Linked DNA regions of Homo sapiens: regions 2 and 3 are each linked to region 1. The links are chromatin contacts, found by Hi-C in ENCODE. All regions are on one chromosome and are shown on one strand. Each heading gives the region's core, a stretch centred on a gene start or an enhancer-like site at or near the end of the contact. The rest is flanking DNA. Distances are from core to core; before and after follow the strand shown. Region 1 holds the start of ERCC4 (ERCC excision repair 4, endonuclease catalytic subunit). Region 2 holds the start of CEP20 (centrosomal protein 20). Region 3 overlaps SNX29 (sorting nexin 29).

Region 1 (4,403 bases), core at 737-3,236:
TAGGGGAGAATCCATTTCCTTGCCTTTTTCAGCTTGTAAGGGCTGCATTCCTTGGTTCAGTGCCCGTTCCACATCACTCTGAACTCGGCCTCCTGTCACATCTCTGAATCTGACCCTCCTACCTCTCTCTTTCTCTTATAAGCACATTTGTGATACATTGAGCCCACCTGGATAATCCATATAATCCCCCCATCTCAAGAACCTTAACATACTCACATCTGCAAACCCCCCTTTGCCACATAAAACAACCTACAGGCTCCAGGGATTAGGATATGAACATCTTTGGGAAGCCGATATTCTGCCTACCACCGCTTGGGAGTCAGGTTTGAATTTCAGCTTTGTCATTTCAATCTTCATTTCCTAAATATGTGTTGAGTACCCCCATATCACGTCCTGAAATAGATCTAAGAAATACACTAACTAGCTCCCGTGGCCTTGCCCAAGTTATATAACCTCCCTGCACCTCCATTTTTCTCACTGGCAGAACTGACGAGATTAATATCTGCCTCAGAGGAAACGCTGTATGTAAAGTGTCTGCCGGCAACCCTTTCCACTTAAACAGCATTCAGGAATTATATGCTATTTTCATCTTGACAAAATGTAAGCAAAATACCAGATTAAGCAGTAAAGAGGTAGAGGAACAGATCCTCTTGGAAACGGCTAGTGTGAATGTGAATTGGTATAGGCTTTCTAGAGGGCAATGTGGCAATGTGAATGGAATGAAAAGCCTTACAAATTTTTTTCTCTTTATCCCAGTGATTATTCATTTCTAGACGTGTATCTGAAGGCCACGGCTGAATTTACATACAAAGATGTTTAGTGAAATATTATTTATATTACTGGAAGGGAAAAAGCAGAAACAGACTAAATGTCCTCTAATAAGCAATTAGGTAAGTACACCCACATAATGGAAATCTCATCAGCCATATAAAAGGACTTTGTAAAAGAATATGAAACATCATGTTCAGAGGTTTGCCAAATGTTAATGACAAAGCTGGGGATTTAAATCAGGGATATTAATTATCTCGTGTCGGTAAAAGAACTCCGTGTGATGAGAGAATGTGTATATAGATAGAAAAAAAAGGACTAAATAAAATAGATTTCGTGATGTTAACAGTGGTTATTTCCAAGTAATGGAAACAAGTGATTTTCATTTTTGTTTACTTGTATTTTCTATTTTCTAATAACAAAGGTGGGGGGTTTCTATACAAAACAATTCCTCTACTAGTTCAACTATCAGGCATTTCTAGGTATAGAACAAACACTGCGGGAGGTGTCCCTCTAGTGGAAGGAGGGATTTTTAAAAATAGTTTATTGTATTGAAGTCTTTGGGAGGCAAACAGAGGTCTGAAGTCAGTAAATGATTCTGCTTATTCCACAGCCACTGCACTCCAGCCTGGGCAACATATCAACATCCTGTCTCGGGAAAGAAAAAAAAAATTAAAAGAAGGATGGGGAGTAATCGCAAAAGGAAGGGCCAAAAACCACCCTAGGAAACAGGTGCTACTAACTCTTGGCGCATTTGGAATATTGACCAGTAACTTTTTCAACTGTCGATGTCGGGGGATTAAGCTCCTTAGGCTTACTTCCCCTTCCCTTGCTTTTTGGCAGCTTGAGGCTAGGGTGCCAGGGGATGTGGAAACTCAAAAGAGACGTGAATGGAGCCTGATATCTGCAAGCTACACCGACAGGGGGCGCCAGCCCCTACAGGTGACTCCATGAATCTTCGGCTCCACTCGGCTCTTCTTCGGCTGAGTTCGGCCAACGCTTGCCTTCTCAGGCTCGGCTCTCTTCGGCTTTCTGAGAGCGCGCCTGTCGTGGCCTCGGCTCCTCTTCGGCTGCGTTCGGCCCACGATCATCTCAGTCTCAGCTCTCCTCGGCTACGTTCGGCTGGCTGCCGTCCTCTCGGACTCGGCTCTCTTCGGTTGAGTTCGGCCTACTCTCCACTAGGAGTCGGCTTCCTTCGGCTGCGTTCGGCTGCGACCCGGAAGAGCTTCCATGGAGTCAGGGCAGCCGGCTCGACGGATTGCCATGGCGCCGCTGCTGGAGTACGAGCGACAGCTGGTGCTGGAACTGCTCGACACTGACGGGCTAGTAGTGTGCGCCCGCGGGCTCGGCGCGGACCGGCTCCTCTACCACTTTCTCCAGCTGCACTGCCACCCAGCCTGCCTGGTGCTGGTGCTCAACACGCAGCCGGCCGAGGAGGTGCGGCCGCGCTGGCGCGGGAGTGAGGGGACTCCGAGAGTGTTGAGGGCCTCCTGAGCGGATGCGAGGCCTCTGACAGGGATGGAGGGGCTCTGAGGGGGATTCAGGCCCCTGACACTACGCGATGACACAGAGAAGGATGGCAGGGGTCCCCAGGGGGATGCAGGTCCCTCACACTGCGGGAACACAGACGTATGTAAGGGGTCGCTAGGAGGATACCGGTCGCTCACACCGTGCGGGGACACTGATAAGAATTGGAGGGGCCCCGAGAAGGCTGCAGGTCCCTGGCAGGAGTTGAAGAACACTAAGAGGAATGCCAGTCCCTGACACTGTGCGGGGACTCTGAGAGGGAAGGGAGGGGTCCCAAGAAGGATGCAAGTCTTTGACCAGAGTTCAAGAACACTAAGAGAAATGGGAGGGGTCCCCAGGGGATGCGGGTCCCTGACACTGTGCAGGCACAGTGAGAATGATGGAAGGGGTCCCGAGAAGGATGCAATTCCCTGACAACACTAAGAGGGATGGGAGGGGTCCCCAGAAGGATGCAGGTCCCTGACATGGGTGCAAGGGCACTGAAAGGTGAAGGGGCTCTGAGTGGTAGGAGAGGATCGGAGGTCGCTGCAGGGGAGGGGGAGATGTCGGAAGGAGGATCTGGATAGGAATAACGGGAGAGTCCTGAAGTTGGCCATTAAGGGAGTTTCTGGGGGCAGAAGGAAGGTCCCTGAAAGGGAACAGTGATGAGGATGGAAGATCTCTGAGGGTGATGGGGAGACATGAAAGGAGATGCTGAGGCGCTGGAAAAACCCCAATAGGGAAAAGGAGGGACCAGGAAATAGGACATTCACCAAGGCTGTGTTAAGAGGGCCATAGGGTCAGAAAGGGATTGGAGCTTGACGCTGAGGATGTTGGCAAAGGTTAACTACAGTTAAGGACAATGGAGAACACTGAGAAAGATGGAATGGGGCTACACATGGGTCTGAGGGGTGTTGAGAGGGGACACAGCTTGGTCGGACAAGTCTGATGATCCCCTAGATATATCAGGTGGCCGGGAGAAAAATGTCAGCTGAGAAGAGTGACCACAGTCTCTTTGAGGGCAGGGATCCTGTTTGATTCATCTAGGTATCCCCAGTGCTTGGCATAGGGCCTAAGGCAACACACAGGGCCTAGTAAAGATGGTTTTAAACTGGGGATATAAATAAACCAAGCCAAGGGACCCAGTGACATGAAGTCCCTCTAGGATAGATTAGCACAGAACTGATAGTCTAAAACATTGTCTGGGGAAAGGATTCCCTTGTTATCATCTCATAGAATGTGCTTGGCTACAAACCTGGCTTTGGTGGGAAGTATTTTCTAGGTAGCAGAAATCTTTTAATCCAGGCTTTTAAAAGTTTGAGGTTTTGTATGTGTGTGCATATGTTATTGTAGTTGAGTGCTGATAATGACTGAAGTGCAATTATTCCTTAGTGTAAACCCCAAAACAAGAAAACCTCATTAAATGTAGACTGGTTGGCTGAAGTTACTATAAAGAAGTAACTTAGTGTGTATATTCATTATTAAGTTCATTATCTCAGAGAAAGACAGCACATTATTTTAAATATCTGTGACCTATTAAAAACTGCCCTGTATTAAATAGCCTACTAATCAAGTTTGATTTGATTTAGGAGTATTTTATCAATCAGCTGAAGATAGAAGGAGTTGAACACCTCCCTCGCCGTGTAACAAATGAAATCACAAGCAACAGTCGCTATGAAGTTTACACACAAGGTGGTGTTATATTTGCGACAAGTAGGATACTTGTGGTTGACTTCTTGACTGATAGAATACCTTCAGATTTAATTACTGGTAAGAATTTGAAATCTTATTATTAGTATGTAAATTTGTACTTTTTTTTTTTTAAGTACAATTTCCATTTTATTTTTCTCCAGAGAATAGTCTGTCTTCAGTCTTGAAGGACTCAGCTCCCTACATCACCTTTGGTAGGGGTCGTGGGGCAGCACCCACAGGTCTAAATCTGGGTGGGGGTGTTCGGTCCTTGCAGGCTTCACAAGATCGATTCCTGACTACTTTGTTGTGAATTGCACAACTCACACAGTAATTTAGCTTCACATACATCTTGGGAAGCACATAGGCGTCGAAGATGCTCGCTTCAGAAATGTCCCTGACTGCTGTGGCCTCCACTGTGTTTTGAATGACGAATTTCT
Region 2 (4,403 bases), core at 876-3,375, 2.0 Mb after region 1:
GAGATTTTGTCACTGGCAAGGATCCTGTCCCAATTACTCTGTATTGCACACAGGACAGCCTCAAACTGGACAGAGAAACGAGAATTAGTGACAGTGGAATGAGGAAAGCTAGCATGTCTCATCAGCACCTCAGTGGTGGATTACCAACCCATGCCTCAGTTGCCTTCTCTAAAATAATGAGCTCTACCTCTCAGAGATAGAACCAAGTAAGAAGGAAAAACGTGATCGTGCTTAAAAAAGGTAAATGCCCATAAAATGTAAGGTAACTGGCTGGCAAACAAGTTTTCACCGGGTTTCTTTTGGAGGTCCATAGCATTTTACCTTTCCCTCTATTATGCTTAGAACACTGCGCCATCAAAACTTCTTCGGAAAGGTCTTAACCTCGCTTATATTTCAAGAGTACCTTTTTTATTTTATTTTTTAATTTGTTTTTTTTTTTGAGACAAGGTCTCATTTTGTTGCCCAGGCTGGAGTGCAGTGGCACCACTGTAGCTCATTGTCACCTCTATCTCCTGGGCTCAAGCTATCTTCCTGTTTCAGCCTGTGGGGTAGCTGGAACTACCACAGGCCACTATGCCCGGCTCTTTTTTTTAATTTTTATTTTTTAAATAAAGATGGGGTCTCACCATGTTGGCCAGGCTGGTCTTAAACTTCTGGGCTCAAGCGATCCTCCCAAAGTGTTAGGATTACAGGCATGAGCCACTGTGCTTGGCCCATTCCAAGTGTACCTTTAAATCCTCTGAAAATGTATGCAATATTACATGTGATGTGTATTTCCCTGGGAACAGCATCTGTAGACTCGTGAAGTCTGTTCTTGTGGACAGATGCATGCCTGTTCTGTTTTATGATTGTTCACCAGCCCTGTCCCCAAATACACACTTTTATACACGTCTCCTCCCTAAAATATCTAAGAATTACTAGTTTAAACCCTGGGTTCCCTGCAAAGTGGAACTGGTTTTATTTTTTGGACAGCAATCTTGCTCAGTGATTAAGACCTGGCGCTCCAGTGCGTCACAACTAGGTTCCCATGCTGTGTCTCTTTCCAGTGAAATCACTTTGAGCTATTTCACTTCTCAGTACCTCGTTTCCCAGTCTATGAAATGGGCATAGGGTTGTTACAATCAGGTAACACACAGGCTGAGTTGAGTAGTGCCTGACACATGAGGCTCAATGATAACTATTATTACTATTACTTGTCTGGACATTTGCTTCAAAGTAAACAGCGTACAAATGTCATTAATGACTCAAACATAACTAGCTTAGAGTATCTTTTCCTGAAAAGACAGGAGAATGGCCAGGCCAGCAAACTTTTTGCCTCTAGTTTCTTCTGATGAAAAAGGGGCCAGGCGCTCACACCTGTAATCCCAGCACTTTGAGGGGGCCAAGGCAGGAGGATAGCTTGAGACCAGGAGTTCGACAGTAAGACCCCGTGTCTACAAAAAATACAAAAATTAGCCGGGCGTAGTGAAGAGCCCCTGTATTCCCACCTGCTCTGGAAGCTGAGGTGGGAGGATAGCTGGAGTCCCGGAGTTCGAAGCTGCAGTGAGCTGTGATCGCGCTACTGCACTCCAGCCTGGGCGACAGAGAGACCCTCTCTTTAAAAAAAAAAAAAAAAAGCAAGGAGGGGAGGGCTACTTAACAGGTTGTTGTAAGGACCCAACGAGACAACCAAGCAAATTGTTTAGGGCAGTGCCTAACCCAATAGGGGTTGTGGGAATTGTAGTCATCAGCCCTGAGTGCCAAGCCTGGTCCAAGTCCTCCAGCCCCCGGCAGGGTCCAAGAAGATGAGCCAGGGGCCCAAGATGCAGGCCTGTAGGCCTCTTAGATGCCTGAAGATTACGCAACTCCTCCTTTAGCTCCAAACTGGCTTAAAACTCGCCAGTGGGCAACCTCTTCCCCATAAGAGCTCCCCGCGCACGGGCCAAGACAGCAGCCAGACGCTCCCCGCAGGCCCTCACACCGAAGAATGACGCCTGTAAAAGCCAACCCATGTGTTCCGCGCGCTCTCCTCCCATCCCATCCTTTCCACAAGATGAAGGCCCGACGCTTCCCATGTGGAGGCCTCCCTGCTCGCACTCACCAGCCTTCAACTCTGCCACAGTCGCCATTTTTCAACGGCCGCCAGGGCCGCACCGCGGCCCTGCGCACGCGCAGCTCCGCCCCACTCACCCTGCGGCGTGGTCTGTAGCCAATAGGCGCACAGCTCTCGCCCCGCCCACTTCCGCCCCTCTCAGTTTATGAGCTCTGCGGTTGAGTGGGTAGTGAATGTCGACCAGAGACTCCACCAATCAGCGAGCGCTCTCGGAAGGCCCAGTTGAGTGAGACGGCAGGGAGGGCGGGGACTGAGGCAGTGGAGAGCCCTGTGGGGTGCTGCTGGCACCTTAGTGCTTAACTTTAGCCAGCTGAGTTTTTCATTGTCTCTGCAGCCTCAAGTACCAACTGCTAGTAGTTACCACCTATTAACCCTGCGGTTCTCAAACTTGAGCATGAATCCTCATCACCTCCAAGACTTGTTTAAACGGATTGTTTGCTAGTCCTCCCCATAGAGTTTCTGATTCTGTAAATCTGGGGTGAGGCCCTAGGATTTGCATTTCTATCGAGTTCCCAGGTGGTACTGGTACTGCTGGTCGGTCTGGAGATCACACCTCGAGAACCACTGTATTAAGCACTTACTGTGACGCCTTAGCGCATTATTTCCTTATGATCACGCCGTTTTTACAATGAAGGAAACAGAGTCCTCCATCGCTGAAGAGACTTAACCAAGGTCACCAGCCTGTCCTCTTCCACTCGCACTTACACAGTGCATGTAAGGAGTCCAGGAGCTTTTTATGGAACTAACTAATGAAGGAATAAGCTCCAACATCCCATGGAAGTAAAGGAAAAGGAACAGGGGAATAATGTACCCTAAACTGAGTGTGAGGTTGCATGATTCCAGTTGTAATGCCGGTGAGATCCAAACACTTGGCTAAATAATAAACATCGATTAGACGTACACCTAAGAGTGGCCGGGCGCGGTGGCTCACGCCTGTAATCCCAGCACTTTGGGAGGCCGAGGCGGGCGGATCCCGAGGTCAGGAGATCGAGACCATCCTGGCTAACACGGTGAAACCCTGTCTCTACTAAAAATACAAAAAATTAGCCGGGCGTGCTGGCGGGCGCCTGTACTCCCAGCTACTCGGGAGGCTGAGGCAGGAGAATGGCGTGAACCCGGGAGGTGGAGCTTGCAGTGAGCCGAGATGGCACCACTGCACTCCAGCCTGGGCGACAGAGTGAGACTCCGTCTCAAAAAAAAAAAAAAAAAAGTACACCTAAGAGCTGCCAGGGCACGGTGGTTTACGCCTGGAATCCCAGCACTTTGGGAGACTGAGGTAAGGAGTTCGAGAACAGCCTGGCCAGCCTGGTGAAACCCCCTCTGTACTAAAAAAAAAGTACAAAAATTAGCCGGGCGTGGTAGCAGGAGCCTGTAATCCCAGCTACTTGGGAGGCTGAGGCACAAGAATCGCTTGAACCTGGGAGGCAGAGGTTGCAGTGAGATGAGATCGCGCTACTGCACTCCAACCTGGACGACAGAGCGAGACACCGCCTCAAAAAAAAAAAAAAAAAAAAACCACCTAAGAGCAAGGAAACCTCTTTCCGAGGAACTTCCAGCATACTTTTGGTTCCATGCCTATTGTTTTTAAAACTGATACATTGGCCAGGTGCGGTGGCTCATCCCTGTAATCCCAGCACTTTGGGAGGACGAGGAGGGAGGATTGCTTAAGCTCGGGAGTTTGAGATCAGCCTGGGCAATGCAAGACCCCATCTCTCCAAAATAAATACAAAAAATTAGCCGGGCATGGTGGTGCATGCCTGTAGTCCCAGTTACTCCAGAGGCCGAGGATAGAGGATTGCTTGAGCTCAGGAGTTCTAGACCAAGCTGGGCAACATGAGACGCATTTCTACAAAAAAAAAAAAAAATTAGCCAGATATGATGGTGCATGCCAGCTACTCGAGAGGCTGAGGAGAGAGGATCACTTGAGCCTGGACGGCTGATTGTACCACTGCACTCCACTCTGGGCGACAGAGTGAGTCCCTTTCTCAAAAAAAAAAAAAAAAAAAAAAAAAAAAGAAAAGAAAAAGAGAGAAAGAAAAATTGATATATCACAATTATGGGGAGGGACGTGATATTTTGATACACATATACAATGTGTAATTATCAAGTCAAGGCAATTGGGATAAACATCACCTCAAACATTCTTTGTGTTGGAAGCATTACAAGTATTCTAGCTATTTTGAAATATACAATCAATAATTGTTAACTATTTTTTTTAAAGGGAGGGGGAACAGCCTGGGCAGCATAGGGAGAACCTGTCTTTAAAAACGAGCAAACAAGGCCGGGTGCGGTGGTTCACGCTTGTAATCCC
Region 3 (4,403 bases), core at 587-3,086, 1.5 Mb before region 1:
ACACGTTAGCCTCTGCCGTGGTGCTTTGCAAGCCTGCAAGATGGAAAAATGTTCATCCCAGCCCCATCTTGTATGTGAGGAAATTTTAAAACAAAATTGAATGCTATCTTACGGGCATTGTTATGAGAGAGAAATGAGTACATTGGGTAAATTAACTGTATTACGATGTTTGTGGTCTGCATACGGGTGCAATTTGATTGCGTGGGGAGACAAAAGAGGGTTCCTCGTGATGACTAATACATCTCTTTAAACATACATTAGAGAGAGGTGCAGAGAGTGTGCCTATCACATCTGAAATGTTCTATTGTTCTGTTTGTTTTTCATTACTCTGAAATGATTACTGCAAAAATTCCTAAATTGGATGCTTTTCAAAGAGGAAGATTAAAGACCATAAGCACAGTCTTGCAGCTGTGCAAAAAAGACTGTGCATCTGTAGATGGATGGAGAGCCTTAACAGCTTCACCTTGGGCTCTGCACTGCACGTGGAGAAACCTCAGGCCCATTGGGAAGTGGCAGCCACGTTCCATCTGTGAGCCCAGAGGGACCTTAGTTGGCATTTTGTAGCATATCTGCCCCGAGCTGACCACCATCTGCTTGGCATTATTTAAAACCTCTTAAATGCATTTCGGCGGGGGACAGGTCTCCATAACACTGGGACAGGGAGGCAGAAGTCTTCTGGAGAAACCAGACGGAAACCTTGCCTGGTTGCAGAGGAGGAAGAAGCATCAAACGCGAGCCCTATGCAGACACTGAGTGGTCTTGCTTCTGTGGCTGCCTGAGAAGTTGCAGCTCTTTGATTAAAGATCAGTAGTTATTTGAGGGTTTTGTATTTATTATGTACATTTTGTTGTTAGACAGCTATCACTGGTCCTGTTTCTAGAGGGAGAAAGGAAGTATTTATACTCTTGGTGTTGGCTGCAAGGTTGTCCCAGCCAACAATTCCCAGTCACGGCGAAGGATACAGGAAGGAGCTTTGAATTGTGTAGATGAGTTAGAAGGCCAGTTAAACCCAGAAAGGGCAATGCTGTGAGCACCAAGGAGGAGGTAGCCTTTGGAGTGTGTCGCAATCCACTCCCCTTCTCTTCCTGCACACGCCGCACACATGCGCAGAGGCAGGCTCTGGCCACAGCTCATTGGCCCAGAGTGAGCACTCACACAGGAGAAAACTACCCAGATACTGGCCCAATCAGATTCTCTGTTGGTCTCAGGTCTTTTCACTACAAGTGGCAAAATCTTACCTTGAGCTGGCTAAAACAAAACAATTTTTTGCCTTATATAAGTAAAACATTCTGTTGTAGCTTGATCTAGGGTCTCAGCTATTCTCCTTCCTCCTCCCTTTCTCCCTTCCTCCTCCTCCGCCCCCTCCTGCTGTCTTCTTCCCCCACCTCCTCCTCCCCGGTCCACTCCCCCCTCCTCCCACCGTTTCACTCTCCCCTCCTCCTCCCATTTCACTCCCCCCTCCTCCCCCTCTCCACTTCCCCTCCTCCCCTATCCTCCTACCCGCCTTTTCCCCCTTAGGTTCTGCGTCTCTGTACTGTGTTCTCTAGTAGGTTCCTCTCCTGTGGGGCTCACCAGCAGCTCTGAGCTTAGATCCTCACAGGCCAAGAAATGTGGCTATGAAACCCCTCAGCTCTCTCCCTGTCATACAGGCTCCTGATGGGCCTGGATGGGGTGGAACACCCTCACGGTGGTGCATGCAGGACTTTGATTTTCCCAGCCTTGATCTCATGCCTACTCTAGGGTCAGAGCTGGAGCGGGACCCATAGGGAGCCCAGAGACAGGCTGGGTGGAGAGTGGGTCCCTAAAGGAGAACTGAAGAAGAGGAAGTGGATGGCAGGCAGAGAAAGACAACCACTGTTCGCACGGAGGCTTCCTCCTGGACCATGCGGGATTATGCCTCAGAGCCTGGGTCAGTCTGCATGCACGTGGGGCTGGGTGGAGGGAGTGTCATATCTAGACCCTGAGCTCGGGAGGTGGAGAAAGCAAACTTGCAGGGAGGAAGCAGGATCCCTTGGGTGTGCAGAGGAGCAGAGCAGCATGGCCTCGCAGCTAACCTTGGACTTGGGTGGCTTTCTGGTCACTGGTCCTGCCCCTCAGGAGGCCCAGCAGTCTTTCCAGCTCTTGCTTTTTTTGAGATACCCTTGTACCCGTCCAGTAATACCCCATTTCCCCAAAGCCATAGTGAACTGGCCTTTCTTCCTGGTAATCAAAGAGTCTGTGACTAAGAAGATAGAAGGACCAGCGACACCATCGGCCTAGCTCACAGAGTTCCTCTCCAGAAGAGAAGTGCCTGGCTCCCAGTGTGGTTGGAAATATACCGAACAGAAGCATGGCTCAGCTTCCATGCAGCCAGAGAAGCTCCTGATTCTGTAAAGCATAGTTAGCTGTGGCAGGAGGGAGAGGGCCATTCAGGATCACATCAGAAGGTGACATGCTAGTGGCCGTCCTGGCTGAATCACGACCTCCCCAGCCCATTCCTTCTCACAAGAGCTGTTTTGCCGAATGAGACTTCATCACCCAACCACGGCTCGCAGCCAGACGCAGCCGAACAGGCCTAGTGCGGCTGAAACTTTCCTTCAGAGGGGGAAACCCTAAAACTGTCTGCTGGGCATAGTGATTTCTTTAGTATTTTCAGAGTTGAGTGCCTTGCTTGTTCAAATGCCAAGATTATTTTTAAGTCCATTATATTCTCACTGATTTCCTATTGTCAAGAACATTTTATTTGGAAAGGTCTTAGTGTAACCAAAGTAGAAAACTCCTTCTATATTTTTAGCTTGGTCTTCCCTCTTGTTACCTCCTCCTCCCCCTGGCCAGCTCCTCTTCATCCTTCAAGGCTTTGCTCAGCCATCACCTCCTCCAGGAAACTGCATTCCATGTCACCTCTCCTTCTGGCCTCCTGTGCATCCCTATGCCATAACACTTATTCCACTGGACTATAACTTTTTGGCTGGCTGGCTGCCTCACAAATGTGTGAACTCTTTTTTTTTTTTTTTTTTGAGACAGAGTCTAGCTCTGTTGCCTAGGCTGGAGTGCAGTGGTGCGATCTCAGCTCAATGCAACCTCCGCCTCCCGGGTTCAAGCAATTCTCCAGCCTCAACCTCCTGAGTAGCTGGGACTACTCAGGGTGCATGCCACCATGCCCGGCTAATTTTTGTACTTTTAGTAGAGAGAATTTCGCCATGTTGGCCAGGCTGGTCTCGAACGCCTGACCTCAGCCTTCCAAAGTGCTGGTATTACAGGCGTGAGCCACCGTACCCAGCCAAATGTGTGAACTTCTTTAGAACAGGCACATTGCTTTTGCTAATAATAGCCGACTTTTGTTAAATATTTAAATGTTAAGCAAAGTAGTTGATTTTCAAACACAGTCCTAGAAGTTAGATGCGATAATTGCCCACATTTTACATTAAGAAATTGAAGCATGTGTGGAGAGCTTTAGCAAATTACTGAAGGTCATACAACTAATGAGAATATGAAATCAAGATTCTATCTCAGGCAGCCTTAGTCTTATTGTGTCCATAACCACTGCTCCAAACTATTGGCTCAGCTCAGTATCTCTCCTTGGAGCCACCACAAGTCTGGTGCCTAGTAGGTGCTCAATAAACATTGGGTGAACTTCAAGAGATTGGATACCTGTGAATGTGCAGCTGGGCTGACTTGGAAGGAATTTCCAGAGGTGGTTTTGCTGCTTCTATTACTGTGACGAGGGGTAGAGGCACGTTTGGCTTCCTGCCTGCATGGAATTTTGCAGTCAGAGCAAGTTCTAACCGCAGCCCTTCACTCCTTCTCTCCAAGACAAATGGAAACTTATTCTGTTCTTAAAACTCGTCTCCTCTATCAGAAGCTTTTTCAGAGGCTCTGGTGCTGAGGCTGCAGGGTGAAAAGTAACCTCCCATCCGTCACAGCAATTCTGCTTCGGGTTGGAAAACAATTTGAAGCATCGCGTCTTCCAAGAGGAGTTTTCCTTTAAATTTTTTATGATAGAAAATATTCAGGCTGGCCAGGTGCCATTGCTCACACCTGTAATCCCAGCACTTTGGGAGGCTAAGGCGAGCAGATCACTTGAGGTCGGAAGTTCAAGACCAGCTTGGCTAACATGGTGAAACCCTGTCTCTACTAAAAATACAAAATTAGCCGGGCATGGTGGCAGGTGCCTGTAATCCCAGCTACTGTGGAGGCTGAGGCAGGAGAATCACTTGAACATGGGAGGCGGAGGTTGCAGTGAGCTGAGATTGCGCCACTGCACTCCAACCTGGGTGACAGAGCGAGACTCTGTCTCAAAAAAAAAAAAAAAAAAAAAAAATATATATATATATATATATATATATATATATATGTATACACACACACACACACACACACACACACTCTTATATATGAGAAAATATCCAGACCAGTGTGGAGAT

The links. A loop is a pair of places that touch in the nucleus more often than their neighbours do. Pooled maps may share reads with other maps.
Region 2: a loop to region 1 is called in a pooled map, with 5 times the contacts of the local background. The contact joins the promoter of CEP20 here to the promoter of ERCC4 in region 1. A Hi-C loop is called at or near these places in 4 of 50 pooled maps.
Region 3: a loop to region 1 is called in a map of PC-9, with 9 times the contacts of the local background. The contact joins the enhancer-like site here to the promoter of ERCC4 in region 1. A Hi-C loop is called at or near these places in 1 of 168 maps with a recorded cell type or tissue (PC-9), 2 of 37 single-sample maps with no recorded cell type and 10 of 50 pooled maps.

What each region holds. Positions count from the first base shown.
Region 1 is chr16:13,918,168-13,922,570 of GRCh38, forward strand. It overlaps ERCC4 (ERCC excision repair 4, endonuclease catalytic subunit), which reads left to right and starts at 1,987. Exons shown (of 11, transcript NM_005236.3): 1 at 1,987-2,205; 2 at 3,864-4,044. The coding sequence starts at 1,999. All of the region lies in intron 1 of LOC105371093 (a long non-coding RNA gene), which reads right to left. LOC124903647 (a long non-coding RNA gene) reads right to left here and starts at 1,911. Exons shown (of 2, transcript XR_007065001.1): 1 at 1,512-1,911; 2 at 1,298-1,416. It also overlaps the pseudogene RPS26P52. RefSeq lists enhancers at 1,571-1,620, 1,831-2,190, 2,231-2,440.
Region 2 is chr16:15,886,478-15,890,880 of GRCh38, forward strand. It overlaps CEP20 (centrosomal protein 20), which reads right to left and starts at 2,126. Exons shown (of 5, transcript NM_144600.4): 1 at 2,081-2,126. The coding sequence starts at 2,108.
Region 3 is chr16:12,457,680-12,462,082 of GRCh38, forward strand. All of the region lies in intron 18 of SNX29 (sorting nexin 29), which reads left to right. Among named protein-coding and RNA genes, the nearest start is that of SNX29-AS2, 87 kb to the left of the region's middle. RefSeq lists an enhancer at 1,771-1,930. Within about 2 kb of position 1,837, at least 12 of the 41 ENCODE cell types and tissues checked have a DNase peak (open chromatin) inside an H3K27ac peak, as active enhancers do.